2 separate regions of the Homo sapiens genome follow, and region 1 is linked to region 2. Evidence: read pairs that join two places in POLR2A ChIA-PET (ENCODE). Cell type or tissue: OCI-LY7. All regions are shown on one strand. Links, peaks and the distances in the headings refer to the core of each region. The heading gives the core; the rest is flanking DNA.

The links. Peaks named below come from ENCODE experiments on the same cell type or tissue, not always from the same donor. Only the 100,000 strongest peaks of a DNase experiment are listed, where the experiment ranks them.
Region 1: POLR2A ChIA-PET joins it to region 2 with 5 read pairs; 4 of 35 experiments call an interaction of 5 or more read pairs at or near these places.

Annotation. Positions count from the first base shown.
Region 1 is chr18:46,735,734-46,741,107 of GRCh38, reverse strand. The region is part of intron 1 of ST8SIA5 (ST8 alpha-N-acetyl-neuraminide alpha-2,8-sialyltransferase 5); the gene reads left to right. Among named protein-coding and RNA genes, the nearest start is that of ST8SIA5, 19 kb to the left of the region's middle. In OCI-LY7, for the core only: no CTCF peak of the experiment used is centred there; no DNase peak of the experiment used is centred there.
Region 2 is chr18:46,678,492-46,683,865 of GRCh38, reverse strand. ST8SIA5 (ST8 alpha-N-acetyl-neuraminide alpha-2,8-sialyltransferase 5) reads left to right here. Exons shown (of 7, transcript NM_013305.6): 6 at 1,802-1,894; 7 at 3,356-5,374. The coding sequence ends at 3,824. Among named protein-coding and RNA genes, the nearest start is that of LOXHD1, 24 kb to the right of the region's middle. In OCI-LY7, for the core only: a CTCF peak has its summit at 1,183; a DNase peak (open chromatin) is centred at 2,945; H3K4me3 peaks cover 1,020 bases; H3K27ac peaks cover 1,841 bases.

The DNA of each region.
Region 1 (5,374 bases), core at 221-5,220, 57 kb before region 2:
GTTGATTTTCTCTTGGATATTTGCTTTCTATTTTATTAATTTTTATGCTTTGATTTTATTCTGTCATTTTTCTAACTTCCTAAGTTGGGTGCTTAGCTCTTCAGTTAACAGTCTTTCTATTTTCTAATGTAAACTTTTGAAGTTATAAAATTTCCTCTAAATATTTCTTTAATTAAATCTCTTCAATTTGGGGATGATGATGATAACAAGAACTCAGAACGACATTGCATTTACGATGTGCCAGTTACTAGTCCATGTGCTTTATGTGTTAACATACTGAATCCATATAACACAAGTAATAGATACTGTTACCAGGGGCTATTTTATAGATGAGGAAACTGAGCCACAGTGAGGTTAAGTAATTTGTTCAAGGTCATACAGCTAGTAAATACCAGATGTATTTTCAATATCTTGAATTCCAATTATTTTCTAATTTCTATCATAATTTACTCACTCATGAAGTTAGAAGTGCTTTAAAATGTCCAGAGGCTTCAAGTTTTTCCTTATCTTTTTGATTTTTTTAACTCAAAGGTATTGTGGTGAGAGAACATGATATTTATGATATTGAATCTTTTTTTTTAAATTTGCATGTCTTTCATTCTATGTCTGTTGTAACTAGCACATACTTACAGTTTTTAATACCTAGTCTGACAATCTCTGTCTTCTACTTAGAAAGTTTAGTATATTTACATTTATTGTGATTACTGATGACTAAGGATTTATTTCTGCCATCATATTTTGTGTGTTTCACATACCTTGCCTTTTCTCCCTTCTTCTCTTTTGCATTATTTGTGCTTTCTTGGCTTTAGGAGGAGGTTCCCAGTGTGACCCTCCTTGGGAGGGCCCTTTGGCCATTACAAGGGAAGCATGAATCACCGAGATTGGCTGACGAATGCATCTACTACTTCTTTTCTTGCCAGACTATTCATCAATTTAATAAGGCAATTAAAAGACATTTTAATTGTTATTTTAGTGTTTTTTATTGGGAGGATGTTGCAGATTGGATTCCCTGGAAAGTAGACTCTGAGTCAGAGATTAGAGTGTAGGATGTTTATTGAGAAGTGTTCTTGGGATCAATATCTGAGAAAGAGAGAAGGAAATATGACTGGCCATAGGGAGAAATTGAGCTGCAATACAGTTCCAGAGAAAGCCTCAGTGGACCCCATAGGCAGCCCTGGAGCTGGGCTGTCTCTTCATACTTGCCCAGAGTTGGGGTGAGGGGGCCTGACCTTTATACCTGGAAGAGGTATATGCCCTGGAAGAGGACATAACCTTGAGCAAGGTGGCTCTGCTCACCTGTGGCAATTCTCAAAGAGGAATGAGAGCTGAGGGCTGTCGGCTCATGGCACCCCCAACAGGTGGGGAGAAGTCCTTCATTCCCGAAGGTGATGTGGTGGGGTATGTCACAGCACCTGCCCCAGAGGGCTTCTCAGTTGGCCACTTTGTTGGAAATAGAAATCTTTGAATGTCTCTGTTCCCCAAACAAAAATCTCATGCCTAATTGTCAGTCTGTGCTGAAGCCCACTCTGGAAGTTGAATGTTTCTCCCCTGTCAGCCAAGGATCTATTTTTTTCGAGGTGGAGTCTCGCTCTGTTACCCATGCTGGAGTGCAGTGGCGCTATCTCAGCTCACTGCAACCTCCGCCTCCCGGGTTCAAGCAATTCTCCTGCCTTAGCTTCCTGAGTAGCTGGGATTACAGGCTCATGCCAATTTAATTTTTGTATTTTTAGTAGAGTCGGGGTTTCGCTATGTTGGCCAGGCTGGTCTTGAACTTCTGACCTCAGGTGATCCACCCGCCTCAGCCTCCCAAAGTGCTGGGATTACAGGCATGAGCCACCACACCCGGCCAGTGAAGGGTCTTTTACGCATGTCACATCTGTCCTAACTCTGGGCCTTCACCCACGCTGCCTCCGACCCGCTGTCCCCTCCCAGCTGTCTTTCAGTCCAAATCCTGCTTCTCTTTCTGGTCTCAGCCCACGGTGTTCTTTCTCTCCTCTGAATTCACAGCACCATGGTGTCTCTACTTAGCACATCCTGCTCAGCACTGTCCCATTGCTTTTCTATGTGATTGTGCAGTGGACAGGAAATGAGACCAGGAGTTTTGTCCTGCCTCAAGTACAGAGGACCCTCCTATGCTTTGTCTTCCCTCCAGCCTTCCTCTCTCCTGCACCTTCAGGGCAAAAAGCTGGGCTGCCTGCATGTGGCTAGTGCAGGCCTGAGACTTGAGGATGCGAAACTGGGTCAAGGAAAAGTACAGCCTGACTTTGTGCTGCCTACATGTGTATATTCGAAGGCCCTCATCACTGAGCCAACTCTCCCCCGACCCAGGGGACAAAGCCTTCTGTTCGACTGCCCCGAGAAACAGGCACAGCCCCAGGAGATTGGGACCACAGGGACTGGAGGATCTATCCAGAGTGTGGTTCTCGAGGGGGAGGGTGCCCTGGAAAGAAGGGATGCTGCTCTGACTGCAGCCTGGGTGTGTGGTGGGTCAGCAGAGTGACTTTACAGTTTCGCTGGTCAGAGCAAGTTTCTCCTGAGCACTTGCTGCAAAACTGAGATGAGGTGAGGCCAGCAAGTGATCCAGGGAACAAAATTTAAGGTGGCCTCTACTCTCAGGCGTTAACTTTGTACTTACATGAGCCTGAGAATGAGGACCTCTTTAAATGTTGTGTGCTGGGTGCCTTGCTGGCCTTCCTCTAATCCTGGCTCTGACCTGCCATATGCCCAGCCCTGCACCAGGTGTTGGATGTGAGTTTCCTGTACCTTCCTCAGATATCTCTCAGGAGCACAGTGATACCCTCTTACTCCCGGATTCCGTCTCTTCTTCCTTGCCCCACCCACCTTTTTTTTTTTTTTGACATTTCTATTTTCCAGGGATTTACCTCTTAGAGAATTTAATTTCTTCTTTTTGATGTATCCAGGTCATTCACTTCTTATCTAATAATTCTCTAATTTAGCTCTTAACCCTACCTATTACCCTAGGGACACCCCTCCTCCCCACAGGTGAAGGATTCATGAGGTAATAATATTAACTATTGGCCAGGAGTGTTGTCTCATGTCTGTAATCCCAGCATTTTGAGAGGCCGAGGTGGGCAGATTACCTGAGGTCAGGAGTTTGAGACCAGCCTGGCCAACGTGGTGAAATCCTATCTCTACTAAAAATACAAAAATTATTCGGGCGTGGTGGTGCATGCCTGTAATTCCAGCTCCTCAGGAGGCTGAGGCAGGAGAATCGCTTGAACCTGGGAGGTAGAGGTTGCAGTGAGCCAAGATTGCACCACTGCACTCCAGCCTGGGCGACACAGTGAGACTCTGTCTCAAAAAAAAAAAATTAATTATTAACATTCACTAAGGGATCATGAGGCAGGTTCTAACCTAAGAAGCTAATCCTAAATGAAGATTATTTCATTTAATCCTCTCCATAGTCCTATTAAATACATAGTCTTCCTCATTTCATATTCTTGCAGAGAGGGGAAGTAACATGTGTAAAGTCACACAGCTGGTAAGACCCTTGTAAGAGATGCTTTATTCATCTCTAAGTTCTCAGGTCCTAGCACAGTGCCTGACACTAATTGTTGAATGGATGGATTCATACGAAGGGAATCCTGAAACTTTATCCTAACAATCAAGAAACATTCGTTAAACGCCCTCTCAGCTTTGCGCTGGGGGAGAGGGGATGCTACTAAAGAATTATTTGGTATGATTCATGTCCTTAAGAAACTTACAGAACACTTAAAGAGACAAACATGAAAAATTATGTAAGACAGTGTATAAATAAACTCGCAATTTTGTGGCATAGACTATAAATCTTGTAGGTTTCAGAGGAGACAGCAATGGGGCGGGGTGGGAGTACCCTGGTGGGACCTGACAGAGGCTTTGAAGAACTGGTGGGTCTCAGAGACTGGATTTGGGGATATCTGGGGGACAGGCTGAGGTGTTGAGGCAGGAGGAGCAGGTGATGGAAGCTATCAAAGATTTGAAAGTTTCTTTTTAGACACCATAGCTCTGTGAAGCTGACTGACGGCCTGTCTGGTCTCTGTTTAGCCTCATGCAGTGTGAGTGGGTGGGCAAGGTGGCTTCCTCTCTTCCAGCTCTGGTGACGTGGGGCACAAGGGACTGGTCCCTCAGGAGAACAGCTCAGGCTGGGCTTTGCTGGCTCCTTCCAGGGGGCCCACAGGTCCTGCAGAGCCCCTGGACTGTGTGGGTGGAGGGAATGGAAATAAGGCAGGTAAGCCAGGATATGTGTATGGGATGCCACACTGTGGGGGTTCTGGGGGTTTAATGCCACACTGGGTCAGCGGGGGGTGTCCTGGGAGAATAAAATGCATCCACGCTCACTCCAGCCTGGTATTCCATCTGATTTTGTGCTGCATTTGCCGAGTATCTGGGCAAAGGAAGGCCAAACCTCCCTCCCCTCACTCCTCCAACCTGCCAACTCCCCATTCTTCCTCAGCAGATCAAAGGATCAATACTTCCTAAGACCACCATTGCCATTTCTTGGAAATAAACCACACCCCACAACCCCCAAAAGAAGGTTTAAAGGAAGCAAGAATTCCCAAGTGCTTTCTCTTCCTTCCATGTTAGGCTGGGTTTTTGTCCTCCTTCTAATCCAAGTTCATTTTAGGGGGTTCTCTTTCCACCCAGCAGTGCCTGCAGAGCCAATATCCCCACATCTATGTGCCCCTACCCCCACCCGGTGCACTTCTGCTGGTGAGGTGCTATTCTGCAGGTCCAATCTCAGGCCCCTCTTAGTTCAGGTTGGTTAATTGGTTCATTCATCATTCATGCAGAAAGCATCCATTGTGTGCCCTTTGTGTACTAGCCCTGCACTGTCCACTAGCCACTAGCCCCATGTGACTACTGAGCACTGGAAGTGTTGCGTCTGAGTTGAGACATGCTGTCTGTACATATACAATACACGTTGGATTTCGAAGACATAATACAAAAAAGGGATGTGACGTATCTCCTTAATTTTTTTATATTGTTTGTGTGTTGAAATGATAATATTTGAATATATTAGGTTAGAATAAGTATATTATTGAAATGAATTTTACCTGTTTCTTTTTACTTTAAAAAAATCTTTTTGAGAATTGTAGATTCATACGCAGCTGTAACAACACAGAGAGAACCTGTATCCACTTCCCCTAATTTCCTCCAAAGATAACATCTTTCAAAACAATATAGTACAATATCATGTCCAGACATGGTGGCTCATGTCTGTAATCCTAGCACTTTGGGAGGCCAAAGTGGGAGGATCACTTGACCCCGGGAATTTGAGACTAGCCTGGGCAGCAGAGTGATACCCTGTCTGTACGAAAAAAAAAAAAATTATCCAGGTGTGGTGGTGCATGCCTGTAGTCCTGGCTACTCAGGA
Region 2 (5,374 bases), core at 270-5,269:
ACAGTGAGCCTAATATCTGCCACCCAAGGTTATTGATGTCTCATATAATCCTATGAAAGTTCCTGGCATGCCACAGATGCTCAAAAAAATGGTAATTGACTGCACACACCCCACCCCCTCCCGCACTCAATCTTTAAGGACAATATAAAACCTGCCTTTCATAGTGGTCTGATAGAGAGGGGTATGGTTGGATCATAAAGTAGGTGACAGTCCTGGTCCTGTTATAGAATAGGGTTCTTCTGCACAATTATTCCTTAAACCCATGGCTTCCCCTTGACGAAAGACCGCATTCTTCACATGGCCCACCGTCCCTTATAGTCTGGCCCCTTCTTCCCTCTCTGCCCTCAGCTTGTACCACTCCCACCTTGCCTGTGCTCCAGTCACCGGGCCACAGTCACTCCTGGGTGCTTCCTGTTCTCATCTACCACAGGACCTTTGCACAGGACCTGTGTCTGGAATGCTCATGAGTTCCACATTCAACCAGCTAACACCTGCTTATTTCAAAATTTATTATTCATTCATTATGTAGTATTTGATGTGAAGAATATTTGTACCACATAAGTATGAAGCAAAACAATAAAATGAATATTTGTAGACCAACCACTTGATTTAAGAAGTTGAATGTTTGTATGGTGCCTTTGTATCAACTGGTGTGCTCCTTCCCATTCTACCTCCGTTTCCCCCTGAAGGTATCGCTACCTTGAATTGAGTACTTAATCATTCTCTCATTGTTAAAAATTGTTTTGTCATATGTAGATGTACCCCTGAACAATGTATTGTTAAACTATGCTTGTTTAGGGCCGTATTCGTTTCCTATTGCTGCTATAAAAAAATACCACCAAATTAGTGGTTTAAACAACACAGATTTTATTATCTTACAGTCTTGGAGGTCAGAAGTCTCACTGGACTAAAATCAAGATGTCTGCAGAACTGCATTCCTTTCTGGAGGCTCTCAGGGAGAATTTGTTTCCTTTTTCATTTCCTAGAAGCTCCTTGCATTCCTTGGCTCATGGCAAAGCCCACAGTGGAGTATCTTTCAGTCTCTTTCTCTGACTCCAATTCTGTTGCCACATACTTTCTTCTCTCTCCCTGGTTGTCACATCGTCTCTTATAAAGACCCTTGTGATGACACTGGACTCCCCCAGATAACTCAGGGCAATGGCTCCATCTCAAGATCCTAAACTTCATTGCAGCTGCAGAGTCCCTTCTGCCACGTAAGGCTGCATAGTCACAGGTTCCAGGGATTAGGACATGGACACCTTTGGGGGCTATTACTCTTCCTACTATGGGGCTTTCTACAAATGGTGGCAACTTGCTTTTGCATGCAATATGTGTTGCATTTCTAAGATGCATCTTCGAACATATCGCATGTTTATGTAGCTCTTCTCCTGCCACAGGACATTTGCTCAATTCCTCCTTCAGACCTCTGCTCAAGCATTGCTTCCTCAGGGAAGTCTTGGCTCCCTAGGAAAGGAGATGCTCCCCAGCCACCTGTCCTCTAAGAGCCATAATCCCATCCTCCAAAGGTCCAGGGACTACCCAAGCTTGTAACTGCATTTTACAACCAGTGATTTCTCTGCCCCATGTGTCTGGAACTTCAGCAAGGCCTGTTGGCTGTCCTAGTGCCTGATAAGGAGCAGAAGGACCACTGTCTTATCACCTGGCTACAGAGAACCTGCCTAGCTGGTTGCCTTTGCATCCCTCTGCCCACATGATCACCATCCCTCCCCTCCCCCTGCACCCTCCCCAGCCTGACCTATTGAATGACCAACCACCTTGGGCTGCCTTTTCTCTTCTGCAGGTGCAACCTGCCCCCCATCTCAGAGAAGTACACCATGGATGTGGGGGTGAAGACGGATGTGGTCACTGTGAACCCCAGCATCATCACAGAGAGGTCAGTGGCCCTCTTTCTAGAGCTGCACTGTCCAAAATGGTAGCCAATAGTCACATGCGGCTACTGGGCACTGGAAGTGTTGTTAGTCTGGAGGTGTGCTGGCTGTGAGTGTAAAACACACACTGGGTTTCAAAGACTTAATACAAAAACAGGATAACATATCTAATTAACTTGTTATATTAATTACACGTTGAAGTAATAGTATTTTCGAAATAGTGGGTTAAAGAAAATATAAAAACTTCACCCATTTCCATTTTTTCATATGTGCTTACTCGGACATTGTTAAATTCCATATGTGGCCTGCATTAGTTCTTTTGGACGGTGCTGGTCTACACTACCTTCACCTAGAGATGGGTGGGTCAGCTTTCCAGGGTGTGACCAGGGCAGGCAGCTCCCTACCTGGCTGTGTCCAGGAGGTACTGGGGAGAAGCTCACACTGAGATCTCAGCTCCCCTCCTGGCTCCCCTCCTGGGGTTCATCTGGAAGGTTTTAGGGGAAGTGTTGAAACCCTAGCCCCGGGCGTAGCCACACCAACCAGGTCAGAGGACATGTAAGAGGAGGGGACAGTGGGAGATGAGAGGAGGGGGTCATTGAATTGGATCAGATGCCCAGGGAGCAGCTATTTAAGGGGCGGGAAGAGACAGCAAAGTCAGAGAGGGCCCAAGAGGGAACGCTGCTTAATGTAAAGAAATGGGGCCAGGTGTGGTGGCTCATGCCTATAACCACAGCACTTTGGGAGGCTGAGGCCAGAGTGTGGCTTGCGGCCAGGAGTTCGAGACCAAATTAGGCAACATAGCTAGTCCCTGGTCTCTACAAAAAATTAAAAAAAAAAAATAGGCAAGTGTTGTGGTGCACACCTGTAGTCTCAGCTACTCAGAAGGCTAAGGTGGGGGGATTGCTTGAGCCCAGGATTTCAAGGCTGCACAGAGCTATGATTGCACCACTGCACTCCAGCCTGGATGACAGAGCAAGACCGTGTCTCTAAAAATAACAACACACTAGTGTGTGAGAGAGAAACGGAGGCTGCAGGAGAGGAAGCGTCTGAGCCAAGACAGGCAGCTGCATTTGGGGTTTGTCCCTGGGGAGCTTGGGGATGACAGTACAGGTGAATGGCGTGAGGCCTCTAGAGCAAGCCTCCACTCCCGCAGCCACTTCCCTTCTGAGCCTCCCTTGGGCCACCCTCATCCTTTTGGATTCAGCATTGCCCTGCCCCCTGCAGCCACACCCTGGATATCTGTCCCTTTGGATCCCAACTGCCCTCTCCTGCACCCACTTAAAAAACTCAACTGCCCCTGAGAGAGTTCTCACCTTCATCTGCACAGGTGCGTGAGGTGTCAGGAGGCAGGTGGCCTTATGAGTCCCTTCCGTCCTTTGCAAAGCCCCAGGGTGCAAGGGTGGGGAAGCGAGGGGCCTGAGGGCACGGAGGAGTGGGTGCTCACCTCTCACTCGCGCCCTGTGTAGGTTCCACAAGCTGGAGAAGTGGCGGCGGCCGTTCTATCGCGTGCTGCAGGTGTACGAGAACGCGTCGGTGCTGCTGCCTGCCTTCTACAACACGCGCAACACCGACGTGTCCATCCGCGTCAAGTACGTGCTGGACGACTTCGAATCGCCGCAAGCTGTCTACTACTTCCATCCGCAGTACCTGGTCAACGTGTCGCGCTACTGGCTCAGCCTGGGGGTGCGCGCCAAGCGCATCAGCACCGGCCTCATTCTGGTCACTGCGGCGCTGGAGCTCTGTGAGGAGGTGCACCTCTTTGGCTTCTGGGCCTTCCCCATGAACCCCTCGGGCCTCTACATCACTCACCACTACTATGACAACGTCAAGCCGCGTCCCGGCTTCCACGCCATGCCCTCTGAGATCTTCAACTTCCTGCACTTGCACAGCCGAGGCATCCTCCGCGTGCACACGGGCACCTGCAGCTGCTGCTGATGGCTGCCAGCCAGGCTGCCCGGCAAGCGGCGCCCCCTCTCCTGCTGTCCCTCCTGGTGGAACTGGGAGCCCCGAACCGGGCAGCGTGGGGTCCTGGCGTTCAGGCTGTCTCTCCCTCCATTGTTCAGCTCTGTACTTGGATCCTGGGGTAGGGAGGCAGGGTTAGGAACCGGGGCAGAGTCAGCTCTGTGCTGAGCCTCCTGGCCTGGCCCCCACCGGTGCATCCGCCCAGTGCGTCCACCTGCCCTGGCTAGCATGCTGCTGGGCCACACCCCAAGATCAGGGGCCCTGGGGACGGCAAGTGAATAAAGCACATTTCCACCCAATTTTGTCATCCGAGAGAGAGCACAAACTGCAGGCCCTTGTTGCAGCTGAAGGAAGACCCTACAGAGAATGGAATTGAGAGTGGAGACAGGACACTTCACAGGACACTTGAGCACAGTCAAGATTTTATTCACACTTTTGGTTCCTGTGTTTTATATCGAAGACTTAGCTATGAATTGCTATCTAAATCTCAGAGCTTAGAAGCCAACCCAGTGACTAGACCTTCCAGTGAAGAAAGTGATCTCAAGAGGTCCAGGGACTTAACAGCCAAGCCACACCACCCGACAGGTTCTTCTGTGACACCGAGAGATCTAACCCAAGGCCTGGGTTATGTCTTAGTCGAGACATCATCATCTGAGAAGCACCACATCCTTTCAGACACATCCTCGGACACACATGCGGTCTTGGTGCCCCCAGGTTCAATCCTGCGTTAGCTCTTTTGATGAGAAGGAAATAAACCAAACCAGCCACTTGCACTATGGCTTCCAAGCCAATGTTATTGACTCAATAAGTGCTTAGCAATTGGCTTCCTCTTTTGTCTTCCTATTTTCAGCTCCATTTAAACCAGGAGTTATTTATAAAGACCTCTTCCTCTCATGTCTCTGAATCCTGCAGAATCCTGCTGTATCGTGTTCCTCAGTCGGAACCATAGGCTCTGGGCTGGAAAGCACTGACATGTCAGGTGGTGAGCTTAGCAGAGAGAAACGAGTTGTGGCCTCCGACACCAGCATCACTGAGGCTTCCGCTGTGAAGGCGGGACTTCTCACAGCAGACCCCAGGGCCTGGGCTTGGGGCAGTCAGCTGGGCTTAGGCAGAGAGGGGTTCACATATCATTTCACATCTGAAATTAATTCCCTTTGCTTCTCCCTGTGGTGTTTCCACCATAAATGGGATGGTGTCTAAGAGACACTGTTGGTGAACTAACTGCCTTAGAACTTAGCTTTGTGGAATCATAGGATGTTAGTGCTGGGAGGAGGACTTCAGCCTACCTGCCTGGCAACCTGTCTCCCTCCCTCCTTCCTTTCTCCCTGCCTCCTCCCCTTTCTCCTTCCCTCCCTTCCTCTTTTCTTCCTCCCCTTAAACATTTCTGGAAAGCCTATTCTGCTTTGGTCTGTGGTTGGACTTAGGAAGACATAAGGATAAACAAAGGCATTATCTGTGTCTTCTGGGGGTGCAGGGCCCAGAGATTATAGACCCAGTCCCACGTGCTGGGTGCTCTGGGAGGG